Linked DNA regions of Mus musculus: region 2 is linked to region 1. Evidence: chromatin loops called from intact Hi-C (ENCODE). Cell type or tissue: heart. All regions are shown on one strand. Each heading gives the region's core, and the rest is flanking DNA. Links, peaks and the distances in the headings are about the cores only. Region 1 holds the start of Ttn (titin). Region 2 overlaps Ccdc141 (coiled-coil domain containing 141).

Evidence for each region. A loop is a pair of places that touch in the nucleus more often than their neighbours do. Peaks named below come from ENCODE experiments on the same cell type or tissue, not always from the same donor. Only the 100,000 strongest peaks of a DNase experiment are listed, where the experiment ranks them.
Region 2: a loop joins it to region 1, with 2.3 times the contacts of the local background. A loop is called at or near these places in 5 of 42 quality-filtered maps.

The regions. Positions count from the first base shown.
Region 1 is chr2:76,976,687-76,984,588 of GRCm38, reverse strand. It overlaps Ttn (titin), which reads left to right and starts at 2,042. Exons shown (of 313, transcript NM_011652.3): 1 at 2,042-2,251; 2 at 4,394-4,497; 3 at 7,293-7,496. The coding sequence starts at 4,407. In heart, for the core only: a CTCF peak has its summit at 4,159 (motif pointing right); DNase peaks (open chromatin) are centred at 1,968, 2,678 and 4,198; H3K4me3 peaks cover 3,710 bases; H3K27ac peaks cover 3,550 bases.
Region 2 is chr2:77,030,048-77,037,949 of GRCm38, reverse strand. It overlaps Ccdc141 (coiled-coil domain containing 141), which reads left to right. Exons shown (of 24, transcript NM_001025576.3): 18 at 7,243-7,383. Among named protein-coding and RNA genes, the nearest start is that of Gm39862, 37 kb to the left of the region's middle. In heart, for the core only: no CTCF peak of the experiment used is centred there; a DNase peak (open chromatin) is centred at 3,609.

The sequences.
Region 1 (7,902 bases), core at 1,154-6,153:
GTGGCTCATTTCCAATAGGCTGGCTTGCTATGCTCCAACTATGCCCAACTTAATGAAAAAGCTAATGCTTACTGTGGTGCGGTACCCAGTCTGATACCGTTTATACATCAGTCGCCTCTTTTCATAGCAGTGAGTGCTGGCTGATTCCCTTTTCCTTCCTTATCCCCCCTCTCTCCTCCTTAACTCAGAGCGTTCTACAAACGTGAGCACCCAAAGGCTGGGATCTCAATAATACTGAAAAGTCTAGAAAGTTCAAGGACAGCGAACAGACAGGCAGCTCGGGAGGAGACACATAGGACTTCATGTTTGCAGTATATGGTGTATTTTCATAGCTTATCTGCTCTCTGAATTGTGTTGGGCTCAACTCAATGGAACACAAGCTCCAGGTCTCTATTCAGTTGTTAGCTAAAGTTTCCAGAGCTAAAATGGCTTCACTTGCCCCCGATAAACATGACATGACACTGACATACTCTAGATTAGAAACATGTATGCTACACACACACACACACACACACACACACACACACACACACGAGAGAGAGAGAGAGAGAGAGAGAGAGAGAGATGCACAAATGAATTTTAAATAAATAGCAAATTATTGAGCACCCCGAACAAGAAGTTCACTTATTGTCTATTATGACTGACAAGTTCCCTTAACAGGAGTCTCTGGTTGGGAGTCACTGTCAAGATACACAACATGAAACTGGCCATTTGGGAAGAAAGGGATGAAACTGAGTGATAGCAGACACCGGCTGGTGGGGGTTGGGCATGGCGGCTCCAGCCAGACAGCAGCACTTAGGTAAAGGAGATAGCTGTTTAAATAAGGACACGGTGGTGTCAGCTTCTTATCAGAGCTTCACGGAGCCAGTTGCTGGTAAATTGAAGCTGTTAAATGTTAATGAACTATCACTATATAGGTAGCCAGGAGACTGAAAAGGCTCAAAAAGTTCAAAGTCTACTGCAAGGCCAATTTATCCCACAACAGGGAACATTTTTATTACAAACATAAGGAAATTTGTTTTAAAATTTAATTTTTTAAAGTCTGTTTTATTGATAGAAGTGTCTTTCCTTTATCAATGAGTCAATTTTCTTTGCTCTGAGCAGAATTTTACAAATCCCTGGGTTGAGCCACAACAAAGGCCATTTGATATGATCTTTTGTATTTGAACTATCTCTGGCTTAAAATTAAATTCACTCCTAAAATAGTAAGTATATCATGCCCTAAACACTTCCCATTAGTGACAGCAAGCTGCAGAGATTAGAAGCACACCCTGTACTAATCTTACACCAAGTAAAAGAACCCTATGGCTGGTTTAAACTCAGACTTCACCACTCAGCAAGGCAGCCCATGGGTATTGGTAAATACTACTGGCAGGCAAAAATGAACTCTAACCAGAGCAGACATTGTCCCACACAGACTATACCGAAGCCTTAAGCAGACTTTGCCTTTGGGTGTTATTTCCTGCAAGGCTGGGGTACACATAACTCACTGACATTGGCATAGCTATTCTATAGAACAAACAGGACAAATGGATTCTCTTCAAATGCTACGTTTATCGAAACTGAGTCTTCAGAGAAGATGAAACCTATGTGTGATATAAATTACTTCATCAGCTGTCATGATTGACAGGCCCATTTGGTTGGGTTTAGAGGGTAGGGAACAGAAGTGGAGCCTGACTCACAGGGCACGGGGCTCAAGTTCAGGATTGTTTTAGATCTACAAATGTCCACAAGTTTTATCCTTTGTCACATTCTGGCCTCCGTTCCACCTGGGTAGAGTTTTCACGTTTGCAGCAACCACTCTTGTCTCTGAGTCCCAGTGAGGTCGATTTTAAAATACAATTCTATTTCCTCGGTAAAGCCTCTTCTGAAAGGCTAAATTTAGCACTGCCAATCAGAGGAACAGGTGGTCTGTGATACTCCCAAATAGGTCCTCTCCCATCATGCCTTCCTAACAGAGCCAATCACAGAGCCGGGCTGTAAGGATGTTGGGCTGTCAGCAGATCTGGGGAATATAAGGGCCGGCCAGCCCCTGGCTCTGGAGCAGTCGCGCATTCCCACCTCGCCTCGGGTGTAGGGATTGCATAGGAAACAAAACCACACAGTCAAGACTGTGTGGTTTTGTTTGGAGGGTTAGAGGCTCACCGATTCATGTCGGAGATGGTTGGAAAAACCAACTCTACGTAGGACGTCGTTTCAGAAGCAAACTTGGGCTTGGTCCCACCCTTTTTGGGCACTCCTGAGAAATCAGGTGAGTGAGAACCAGCTTGTTTGATCCCTGGAGCTCTTTCTGATTGGTTACTATTGGATGCTCTGAACAATGAATGCCTTCTGTTAAAGGTTTCATCTTGCTGACCTACAGTGTGAATCTGTGTTTTAAATTTGGTTTTGAAATGTACATTTTCCAGAGAGAAAGAAAGGGAAAGAAAAGAAAAGAAGAAAAGAAAAAAGAAAAGAATCAAGTGCTGAAGCGATAGTCAACCATTCTGATTTTTAAAATGTATGGGATGTCCTAGAACCAGGAGTCTGAAATGGGGACATGAATGTTTGCTTCCTTAGTAAACGTGTCTGCTGAGAATGTACAAGGTTATGTGACCCGTTGATAAAGCAAGGCAGACCAAGAATAGCTCAGAGAAAACCCATGTGGCATCAGCTGCACCCAATGACTTTTTAAGGGAATCCACTGCTGAGGTATCTGTTGCGGACGGTGGCAGAACACTTGTCTGCTGTCAGTCAAGCTGGACGGTTTATTTTGGGAGTGTGACATTTCAGATGCATGCCTTCAGCCTTAGGCCTCTGAGAAACAAGTGCTCACAGAAACAAATTTAGTCTTCCTAGACAATAAGAATATCAAACCCAGCTAGGCCACTTAATTCTCAACATTTTATAAGTTTGAATGAAGCTATAGAATTGCTTTCTAGAAGATTCCAGATCTCATTATGCATTTTAATTTAACCCACAATCCAATTATATGGTGTGAGATAATGTTAATGCTAAAAAGGGTAAGAAATAAAGGATTCTTAATTTCTAAATACACTTTGATTCCCTATCTTCCTGGGATTAGATTACAAATTGTAAATGCCCATTATTAGATAAATACTTAATTATACATGGTTTATCTAAGGAGATAGCTAATTTTTTTTGAAGATACACTGGCTTACAGACAGGAAAAATTAGGCATAAAATGTGTTCATCTGAAAGATAATGTGAAAGAAGCAAGAGTTTCTGAGAAATGTTTCCTGAAAACTTTTGGATAACATCTGGATTTTTATGGGGTATGAATTTTGTCTCAAAAAAAATTGAGTTATAGGACTAAGAAGAGTATTGCACTGTAACATTTAGTGAACAAAGAATGTTGTGAAAGATAAAAATGAGGCAATTGACAATTCAGAGCCTGCCCTTTAATGTCAGAACACTGGTTTGCTTCAAGGTGACTACTTAGTTATTTATGCATAAGAATTTTCTTACATAATCTCCAAAAATGGTAGATGAAATACTTTCTTTCACTTACAAAGGGAATTAACTGCAAATTTCACTCTTTTTTTTTTTTTTTGGTTATTGTTGAATATTTCACATAATAAAGCACAGATCTTTTTATTCCCCTGAATAATTCCCACAGCCTTCTGTGATTCAGTCCACACACAGCTCCATCCATGTGAAGAAATCAAGGCAGCATTTTTCTTTCAGACCTATAATAAATTTCGGCCCATTACATATTCTTCGTGAATATTACTTCAGCAGCATTAATTGTGCCATTGCATACAATACACAGGAATGTTAGGATGTGGGAAGCTCCTTATGCTGTCGGAAAGAGGGGGAAAAGCTTGCTTGATGATGAGAAAACATTTGCCAACCCTTTTCAAGTCGGCGAACCGCTTGCAAAGTTCAGGTTTTTCATTTGGGCGGTGATTTTAAGTGAGGGGACAGAGCCTTAAGCAAGGTCACCTTATGAAAAGCTGACACTGTGAGTGAGAACTGCTGGAGAGGGAACTGTTGTTTATGTCACTGTCTCTTCCATGCTGTGTTGATATAAAGGTTCATTTGTCACATCATGTCTCTGAAATCCATTGGCTGCTCCTATGTTGTAGCTTGGTTTTCCCTTTCAGTCTGGCCCAACGTGAATATTCCTTGTTGGTACAACTGAATATTCCCACTTTGACCACTAGGGGGCATTCCTTGCTCTGCTTGGCCAACTCCCCCACCTACCCCCGCCCATTTCCCTTAAATTAGCTCAAAGGTCAACTGCATAAGCACCAGGAGAAGGCTTCCTACGTGGCTCTAGGGCTACATACTAGACTAATCCGTTTGGAGAAATACATGTCTGTCTCCACCAAGAAGACGCTGAGGGGCCCTGAGCGTCAATATTCTTACTGGTTTTCCTTTTTCTTTCCAGAGTGCCTGAAAAGATGACTACTCAAGCACCGATGTTTACGCAGCCGTTACAAAGCGTTGTGGTACTGGAGGGTAGTACCGCAACCTTTGAGGCTCACGTTAGTGGTAAGCTCACATGCAGGCTTTCTCTTCTGTTCCACCTGCCTCCTCCAATACAGAAACCTTATTTTTTTGTCTTGAAACCAAGTTTAAACACTGCTTCTACTATGTAAAATTGGCACAGCACTGTGGAAAGGTCATTTTAAGGGCACACTGTTCACAGGATGCTGACAATATAATGACTTAAAAATATTTTGAAAATGTTTTATTCATATTTATAATTCTACAAAGCAAAAATAATTAGCATCAGGTTAAAATTTGCTGTCAGAATCCAGCGACTAAGAAGGATCAAATTTGGTCATTCTATATTTGGGTTCAGGGGTAGAACTAGTCTGACAGACTGGAACCCTAGTGCTGTGGGATTCAGTGACAGCTTCTTGTAATCTGTGCACCTCAATTTTTTTATATATGTAAAATATGTATTTTATATATCATATATTATTACATATACTAATATATAAATTAACATTACATAATTTAATATATTAATATACTGTATTAAATTTACACTATATTATAGATACATGTAAATATATCATCCCAACTTTCCATAGACACAGACACAGTAACTACTCATTATAGTTATTTTATTGGTTTTTTTAACCTTTTGTTTTAAATTAAGTATTTCCTCATTTACATTTCCAATGCTATCCCAAAAGTCCCCCATACCCTCCCCCCCACTCCCCTACCCACCCACTCCCACTTTTTGGCCCTGGCATTTCCCCTGTACTGGGGCATATAAAATTTGCGTGTCCAATGGGCCTCTCTTTCCAGTAATGGCCGACTAGGCCATCTTTTGATACATATGCAGCTAGAGTCAAGAGCTCAGGGGTACTGGTTAGTTCATAATGTTGTTCCACCTATAGGGTTGCAGATCCCTTTAGCTCCTTGGGTACTTTCTCTAGCTCCTCCATTGGGGGCCCTGTGATCCATCCAATAGCTAACTGTGAGCATCCACTTCTGTGTTTGCTAGGCCCTGGCATAGTCCCACAAGAGAGAGCTCTATCTGGGTCCTTTCAGCAAAATCTTGCTAGTGTATGCAATGGTGTCAGTGTTTGGAGGCTGATTATAGGATGTATCCCCAGATATGGCGGTCTCTGGATGGTCCATCCTTTCGTCACAGCTCCAAACTTTGTCTCTGTAACTCCTTCCATGGGTGTTTTGTTCCCAATTCTAAGAAGGGACAATTTTTTAACCTTTATTAAATTATTCTATTGTATTAAAGAATTCCCTTTTGTAATGAATGGTAACACATCATACCATTTCTCCTTTTAGTCTTTATATTCAAAGGGTACAAATATTTTTCCCTATTTATTTAAAAAGAATTTCATCCATTTCTTTTTTTCTTCATCCCTTGGTTTAGGGGTGAGTCTAGACCTTGCATGATGTATAACAAGGAAGCCTTGCCTATAAACTATACTGTAAATAATTTCAATTTGATTCAGTCAGTCGTCTTCTATAATACCATACTGGTCATGTAAGTTTATATGGATTAACTGATAGCCATGATTAGCTCATGATTCAATGTATCACTGCAGTGAACACATTTTCTCTCTCTTTTTAAATGTGTGCTTGTAATAAAGATATTAACTAAAGTTTTCTTTCCATTTCCTTTCTCTGTATTATGTGTGAATCTTACATGCTGCATAACACTTTGCACGAACATCATGACGTCACTCATCACTCACTTGCTATTGATGGAAGTCAGTTCCATTTTCCTCTTGCATGATGAACTCTGACTCCCAAATGATTAACTTATTTTTCTTCAAATCCTCTGTAACTTCTAAACGGAGCAGAACACACATGGTGTCTGCGGGGATTTTCACCTTTGTGTTAGTCGTGAGCTATCATATTCACAGCCTTGATTCCTTCTAATTCTGTGCCTTCAAGTTCTTAGAAATACGTCACAGATGACATTTGACACTCTCAAATTAGTCTAATAAACTTCACTCTCCCATAACGGGAGGTCAACTTATATAAGGACAACACAGAAACATGCTAATATCATCACCTCCTGTCTCAAGGACAGCAGTCACAAGCATTTATGTCAGATGCAAAGTAAACCTTCCCTGAAGTCGCCTTCCCGATTCTGAACACATTTAGATTTTAATAAAACATGAAACCACTGATACGGTTCTTAGCAGTGGGTGAAGAGAACCTGGCTTTCCTCTCCCTGCTCTGACTTTACGCCTTGTTCTGAATGGCTGGGTTTGGCTCTGGAGTTAGCATGAGGAACAGCCTGTCCCTGTGAGGGAAATTGTGCTGCAGTGACATTTGCAGGGACATGCTGGACAGTGTCCCTGAAACAGCAGAGGAGGGGCTCAAGCGTGCCCTCCTGAGGCAGAGCTGTAAGATGGCCTTGCTGCCTCTTGCCTTCAGAGATGACAACTGTCACTATCTCCTTCAAAGTTTCTGCAGCTCTCCACGTTTAGGGCTCCCTCTCATTATTTTAATGATGTCTACTAAACTAAATCAGATAGAGCACTGACCAGAGGGTAGAAGATGACAGTTCTACCCAAAGTTGTACCACTGATAGCCAAGAGACCTTGGAAATATGATGACACTCCAATGCACCTCAAACTTCCAATCTATAAAACGAAGGGGCACAAATGGCCCCTGTGTAAACTGCCACAAATGCCTCACAGTTTTACATGTCTATCACATGACTGTCATGGTGTCACTATCACTATATGGGGCTCCACTATGGCTAGTTGCCAGACTGGTGCAAGGGTTTGACGAGAGAGAACAGAGGACTGGACCATGCCCACTCCAACATAAAGATGACTTTGCTTGCCTTGCAGGTTCCCCAGTTCCTGAGGTGAGCTGGTTTCGGGATGGCCAGGTGATTTCAACTTCCACTCTGCCCGGCGTGCAGATCTCCTTTAGCGATGGCCGCGCTAGATTGATGATCCCCGCCGTGACTAAAGCCAACAGTGGACGATACTCCCTGAGAGCCACCAATGGATCTGGACAAGCGACTAGTACTGCTGAGCTTCTTGTGACAGGTTAGTTGTTGGGGACTAGCCTATCAGCTGGGCCAGAGGGACAGAAGTCCAGATAGAGCTGTACGCACGCACAAGGGAGGCAGCTCCTAAGCTGATGAAGGAGCCATAGGATGAACGATTACCATTGTGTGGGTTGTACAATTCCATCCTGATCACCATTGTGTGGGTTGTACAATTCCATCCTCTTTGAAGATGAAGCATAAACCATCTCAGAAGCAGGGTCTCTGTACATATCACATACTCAAAGCATCTTGAATAAATGCTAAAAATCATGTTCCTCTAGTGGTAAAGTTTTTAGGCCTTACCATAAAGTTATCAAGAAATAGAGAGTATTCTGGAACTCACTGGGAATTTCCACCTTAATGAGCATTGCCATAATTCTGATATAAGCAGGTCATAAGGTAGG
Region 2 (7,902 bases), core at 962-5,961, 54 kb before region 1:
AGGTCAGGAGAAGCTGCTAGGATCCGGTTCAAGAGGAGGGACCATGGAGAAGGTGCTGGCATGGCTTTTACTATAGCAGTGTGCTACAACGCTGCATGCTCTCCACTCTTCTTCTGGTCCGCATTCTGGTGAAACCACAGTGTATTCTGCCCTCTACACAGGGGTGCAGCCTCTTCTGCTTCCCTATGCTACAGTTTACACTTCTGTGAGCTCTGTTTAGTTTTGATTCGAGAATCATCCAGCGTGTCTTGGTTCTCCCGGGGCTATGAAAGATTCATGGCCATTTTCAAAAAAGATCTTTTTCTAAATTTTCTTAGTTCTTTCCTTCCCTTTCATCTTCTTCCTTCTCTTTTTCCGTTGCTTTGCCCAAACATCTCTCCCTTCGGAGATGGCGCAGCTCTGCAACTACAGAGAGAGCATCGGTGAAGCAGGCTGCATGTGTTCCCAGCCCCGCCTCTCTGGGTTTCCATGTCCCTGAAGAGCTGTGGCATTTAAGAAGCTTGGTCCCCCTGCCTAAGGCCTTCCAGAACTTCTATTTACAGGGACAGCCTCATGATGAACTTGCGCTCAGAGCCAGCAGAGATGACATATGACCCTTCCAGTCATAGTAGGGACGCCCCAGGATTGTCTGTACCCCTTCAGGAATGAGCAAGCCATACACGTGGGTTTTGGTTTAGGAATCAGGTATCAGTTAACACACTCATAATTACTAAGAGAAGTATCGTTCTCTATCGCTTCTACTTCTAATCCAATTAATCTTTAGGCTACCCTTTCACACTGAAGGAATTTTGGAAACCTTGAGTCTTTTTTTACTATTTGTTCTTGTGGAGACACAGCAGGCATGTCGAAGTGTGGCATCCATATGCTGGATTTCACAAACACCCAGCTAGTGGCATGATAATCAGAAAGAATATCGTTGACCTTTAGTAAAATAAAATGAAGTTATGTCTTATTCTATGTTGTACCATAGCTGTGAGGAGACTCAGTTGCTATATCCATGGTGACAACATTTGGCATCTATATGTGTTGTTTAGACATGGGTATCTAGAGCATTATAAAATGAAATGAAGCACATTCCTATTTTCCTGGCTCTTGGGAGGCAACGGCAAGGAAGGCAGGAGTTCAAGGCCAGTCTTGGTTACAGAACAAGTTCTTCGAGGTCAGTATGGGCTACATAAGACCTCATCCCCAAACAAATAACAAAAATTGAAATGCTGTGTGTTAAGTAGTTTTCTGATACAAACAAATGAATAATATTTTGCCAAGGAACCAGACCATACTTAACATTTTATTTTTCAAGTTGGTCACAAACCACTGTTTTATTCTCAGTGTGATCAAAGTAGCTCACAAAAGTTCCCAGATACTGAGTTGCGATAGACTTTGGAGAATATCTGGCTTTATGTCTTCATTTTCATTGGAGACCATGAAGATGTGTGTGTGAGGGATTCATCTTAATGCACTAGAAGGCTGCAGAGCTTCTGTCTGTAGTTTTTGGGGCTTTGGGGGCTTGGGGAGTCAACTTTGAGCCAAGATTTACCTGCCAGACATGAACATACTTGGCGTTTGCTTATCGGAATGAACTATTGTCTCAGTACAATCCCAGCCAACCCTTGGCAGTCCTGCTTTCCAATACATCTCTTATAATATGTATGAGTGATCTGTCACAATTGATTTGATTGTTTCCAGAAAATCTTTTCTTTTGACTTTGCTGAAGCTAACTTTGAGTGAACTCTTCACTGGGGCCCTTACAGAAGGACTTTGTACCTCAAGGTGAACGAAAGGAAGCCGCTTGAAATGCCATTTGAAAAATAAGATGTGATTTCCTTTAAAGACACGTAACAGTGCCTTTTGTGTTACATTATCTTTGCATAATTTTATGCATAGGAAGTTTTTGAAAAACTCGTTTTCTTCATGTTTACCCGTGAGAAACACAACTGTCAAACTGCCAGATTTTATGGCATTTTTTTCCCTACCCATTTCATGCAAGGATACATTCGTATGCATAACAGCTCAATAGCACTTTGGATTTTCTTGCTTGGCCATGTGAATATATCATTAACACACAAAATATCCTAGAAATTTCCATGACCATATTATATTACAAAGGAACCTCATTTGTTTATAATCTACCTTTGAGAAGTTAGTATGCTGCTACGTTTCCTTCTTACAAGCTGACCAACAAAAGAATTACCCTTATATTTACATGATGTTAATGGGGATTTATAACTTAAAGGCTCCTATTTTGTGTCACAAACAATTACTTTGCTGGGAAGAATGGGATGACAGAATCAGGCCGCTATCCATTTTCTCAAAATAAGTTTTCCACACAGAAGCTTCCAGACCGTTACACTACCTTACCCGGGAAAATCTCCTCGAGGACAGCAACAGCTTTCCTATCAGAAAGTAAGAAGGAAAGGATTTAGCATATATATTCCATATACCAGGCATGAATCCCCCAAATTCTGTTGCAAATTTGAATGGATTGGTCATCTGAGAGCCAGCCACAGAAACTGGATCAGAAGCAATAGATTATAACTGAGGAGTGATGCTTTTATATAACACGCATAGGTGATAGAATGAAAACCACACTCTACTGTCTGGCACTTTGCCGCGGACAAAATGAGCATGGGTACCATCCACTGCAGGAAAGGGCACAGGAACAATTTACATAGGGAACAGAACACCAGATGGGCATCACTGAGAAAAACACAGACAATGTTCATTTTTCCGATTTGTAACCCAAACTTGTCTTCGAAAAAAAATAGTAAATTGTCTTTATCCAACAAATGTATTTCATGTGGCTACCGAGAGCCATGCTGTAACTCTACAAATGTCTGTAAAACACAGAAGAGTCTTGAGAAACTTAAAACCCACATGGTACTTCAGCGCCCAGCCATCTGCTCAGCAGGCCCTGACCCAGCTGGATTTGGGTAGCATATATAAGTGGACAGGAAAAATTACAATTTGTTCAGAAAATGTTCATCCCAAAGGCTTAAAAATTTAAATCGTAGTGTTTGATGTCTGTAAAATACCATGTAGGATCTTCTGGAAGGTATGGACAGCTCACGTTTAAAATGATAGTTACCCTTTCCCAAAGTAGAACAAACAAAATGTACTAAATTCATTATGAAGATGGTGGACATTCAAGACAATGTTTAATGCTGAGACTGGCTGCAGCTTATAATTCAGAACAGGTCTTTGCTTTATGACTTGTCTCACTTCCTTTTGCTATGTGCCTTGGAGCTAAGGAAGATGTTCTCTGGTTACCAAGTAGAAGAAGACCAAAGAGACTTCTCCAGAAATCTGTCCAACATGGAGACCCAGTGCTCTCCAATAATATTTGCAGAAGCTCATCCGGATTAGATTTTGCATCTTTGGATGTCTTCGTTTAGAATCCAAGCATCTCTGGGTGGTGGTGCATTTCAGCCTTTCATTATGAGTCTCTGAACTTGTGAAGTGGATGCTAGAGAAACAAAACCTGACTGCTCGTTTTGAATTTGGAAGTTCAGCCAGTATGCCACAGTCCTAAAGCAAGGTTTTCTTTGCAAACCCATTGCCTTGGTTTTAAATAGCCCATGTCCCTCACACCAGTTGGCCTTGCCAGTACCAGACTTACACATCAGGCATTCTTGTGAAAGCTGCCTCAGCCAGCTTAGTCAAGGCTAAGAATAGCGAGCCAGCCTAGCCTGTCAGGAGCTCTTAACCTTCTGTTTCTAGAGAAGTTTTCTCATTTCTAGCCCTGAAGAGAGACTTATCACTCACTGGGGAAATTATGAGAGGATACGTTTCAAAAAGAGAGAGCGAGCAGTTTTACAATTTTAGAATTTTTTCTAATTATGGCATGTAAGTTTGGGCTACTTCCTCTGTACAAACACAGAGGAACTGAGCATTACACAGAGGAAAGAATCAACTCACTCACTAAAAAAATATTCTAACATCCATAATACATAAATTTTACTAATTCGAATTATAGCGTTTATAGGTTTCTAGTGAATAAACTATTCCCTTTCCCATGCAGTTGGCGTGTGTGGCTGCTCATATGTACAAGCAGGGCAGTTGTCTGACCCGTCTCCACCATGCCCTATTGTTGACAAGCTTGCTAAAGTTAGAAGCAGCTGTGTGGACAATGATACCCCAGAGCAGTAACCAGAGCACTTAGTTCCTTTAAAACTGGGATACCAACTTACGTGGGGATTAGATTAAGTTTTCCTATTGGAATGTGCGGATAAGAGAAATGTGGTGTGGCTGGATTCGTGGATGCTAGAGGCCCTTCATCCACGCTCCCTTCTACTTGTATGTATAGTGCTCTTGAATTTGCATTAAGAAAGGTACAAGAGATTAGATTTTGACTGGCTTTCCAATGTGACTAAACAAGAATAGTGCCAGCAACTCTGTGGCACAAGCTTATGTGTCAGAATGAAGCTCTCCAGTTTGACATACCCGTAGCACCGCAGGCATTCTTTGGCCTTCTAAATCACCTCTGTGGACATGCATGCATGCTGGGCATGCAGAAATGAAGTCGTTCTTACCAGTTCCTAAGTCTGACGTTTCTTAATCTTCTTAGTAAATTAGAAGCACATGGCTTAGAATGAAAGTGTTAGGGATCCATCTCCCCACCATGCTCGTACAGCATTCAAGTAGATGTTAAGCCTTCCTGGTTGAAAAAGTGAATAAAACCCTTTGGCTATCCAGTTGATGGTAGAACTTCTCTTTCTTCCTCTAGACTGATCAATAATGATGACATGATTCAGTAAATACAGTAAGGTAGAAAGCTGTGTTATCCAGTGTATAATTGTCAGTGTCTGAACACCTTAATTCCTTTTGTAATGGTTATTTTATCTATTACTTTATTGTATTCAGTTTTATTTTGTGTGTGTGTGTGTATGAGAGAGAGAGAGATATATACGTGAGTGCGAGTTTGTGTGTGTGGGCACAGGTGCTGGCATACTACAGTGTGTGTTTGGGAGACAGAGGACAACCTTGGATGCCAGCCCACTCTTCTACCTTGTTTGGAACAGTCTCTTTTGAGCTTCTGGGAATTCTGTCTCTGCTTCCCAGAGACTGTAATCGCAGGATTACAGACTAGGATCACAGACACATGGCGCCATGCTTGGCTTTACGTGGTCCCGGCAGATCTGAACTCTGGCTCTCACATTTGTGCATCAAGCGTATCCCACTGAGCCATTCCCAAACCTTGCTGCCTCCTCCTCCTCCTCCTCTTCCTCCTCCTCTTGCTCTTCCTCCTCTTTCTCCTCCTCCTCCTCCTCACACTCCTCCTCCTCTTCCTGTTTTTTTGGACAAGCTTTCACTATGTAATCTAGATTGTCCTTGAATTTGTTATCCTTCTGTGACATTCGAAGTTCTGGGATCCTAGGCAATCATGCTCACAGCCTAGATAATTTTGTTGTTAATTACGGTAAAGCATTGTGACATTACTCTGAGGATCTTAGCCACTTTTTGTGTGCTGCTCAGAGATATTTAGTACGTACAACTCAGAGTGCAATGCGGTATTCTCCAACAGCCCAAGTTTGTAATCATCTCAAACAAAATACCTATACAGTTAAATAGGAACTTGCCACTGAAGGAGTTTTTAAATAACAATCTCGGGCTGCCTCAGATATGGTATTTACTAATTTATAGTTGTAGATTAAAAACAAGGGATATAAAAAGATTGTACCTCAGTTTTCTATTAATAACTCAGGGTAGTTTCTTTGTACTTCAGTATTATAAATGGTACCACATTTGTCCCTTCGTGCTAGAATTAATACATGTACATTAAAATATCAAGTGTCACAGAATGTAGATATGTATTTAATAGCCATTTCATAAGTATACCAACTTAATAGGACATTTTAAATATTTCCTGGTCTTCTGATATGGAAGTCGTTTTCAAAATCTGAAGTTACAGCCTTTTCCAATCTTTCTGGACATTGTTGACTTATCTGTTAAAATGGTTTATAACGTCTTCATTCTTGGTTCTGTGCATAGTGCAAAATTAATATTCAGCAATGTCATTTTCTATGTAAAAAAAACAATATTGATTGCGTATATGGATATCCTATGCAAAAACTGTATAAGTATAATAATTTCTACATAGACAGGTCTGCCAGAGCCTTGCATGTAGTTTGTTCCAAGAACAGTTAAAGATAAAAATCAATGTTTTATTTTCACACTATGGAAAGTTTGGAGTGAGCATTCTGAGAAAGCGTACATTTTCTGGGGCAGATGTATTTTTCTATATTATGGACCTAAGGTGTAACGTGTGCACAGCTTTTATACACTCTCGGGTAATTTGTTTGCTGTCATTGAAAAGAATTTTAATGCATTTCTAACTTTTCTTTCCATCATTCAGATTTATCAGCCGTGACGTGATTTCTTCTTGTTGTAAAAACTCCCATATAATCTTAGGTTTATGTTTTCTTTGTGCTTCTTTTTGCTGATAATATAAAGTGAGAGCTGTCTAGGAGGGTGCTTACCCTTCATGAATATGTAGAAGCAACAGAAAGCAAAATGTTTAAAAGTACCAGGTTGCTTAGAGTTCTAGTGCGTGGGTAAAGATGAACTGTTTGCAAGACTGTCATACTATGCCCTGCCTACATGAAGCCAGCATTGCCCTCAGTGGCGATGACTCTTGCTTTGGGGTTTTAATTTGTTTGTTTGTATTTTCAGAGTTAATGGTCTACATCTAAAGAGTAAAACTATCTAAATTTTGCTCATGGAAATAACTTCAGCTGGGCAAATAAAATCCCTTTCTCACTAAATTTCATGTACTGTACTAAATATTCTAAGAGTCAGCCCCTCGTTGACCTCTTCATCATGAACAGCTCTTTGGAGTCTTAATAATTTTTTATACATAATGACTATGAGAGAGTACTATGATATGGAAAGATTTGTAACAATACTAGCATGCAGAAAATAGAACGAGTGTGAAAATTATACCAAAGGAATACAAATAAGAACATTTGAGCTAGCAAGAGTTTATGTTCAAGATGTTAGATACTTTCTTGTTTAGCAACCAATGGGATAGTTTGTAACTGTACTCAATTAAAAATCATACATCAGAAATTACTGTCATTGAAAGATGAATGTCCATATAAAGAGTTAGTTTTGACTGAAATTATTTTGAACACATTTTTAAGATTATGAATTTGAAAATGTTTAGATATTTTGATTCACACAAATGAATATTGACTTTCCAATTTTAAGGGGATTATAATTTTATTTTTTTTTATTAAACTGTAGCTCAAAGAGTCATTCAAAGACATAAAAAAGAAATTCAACAATCTGAAGTTTAATTACTCCAAGAAAAATGAGAAATCTCGAAATTTAAAGACTCTTCAGTATCAAATCCAACAAGTGGATACATATGCTGAAAAAATTCAGGTAATGAGAAAGTTGTGTGTATGCAAGCATGTGCACGTGTGCGTGTGTGCATATGCATGTGCATGTGTTTGTGTAATTACTACAATTTGTGCAAAGTAACTGCAGTCCAGGCATAACTCTATTTTACAGAATTGATGTGAGAAGGGTAGCTTTCTATTTTTATAATACTTTGACTTCTTATAGAAAATGATGATTTATCTCATTTCCCCTTTCCAAACATCAATTTTATTCTCTATAATTCAGAGTTGGCTTTCCTGGGAAGGGTTTAGTTATGTGCTTGGTATCCAGTCATGTGATGGTGATTTTAAACAGATGGACAGGAAAGAGTTCATAGAATAATACATGACAGCATTCTAACCAGAGAACAACTTCTATCACCTGCAATCAAGCGCGCCACTATTCTGAGAGTTTTCTAGCTTATTCACTGTTCAAATTTCCTGCTGACACCTGAAAACAAAGGAAATGGGTGTGCTCTGGGGGTACCATGTGTGTGTAAATGTTGTACGTGTTCAGTTTGTG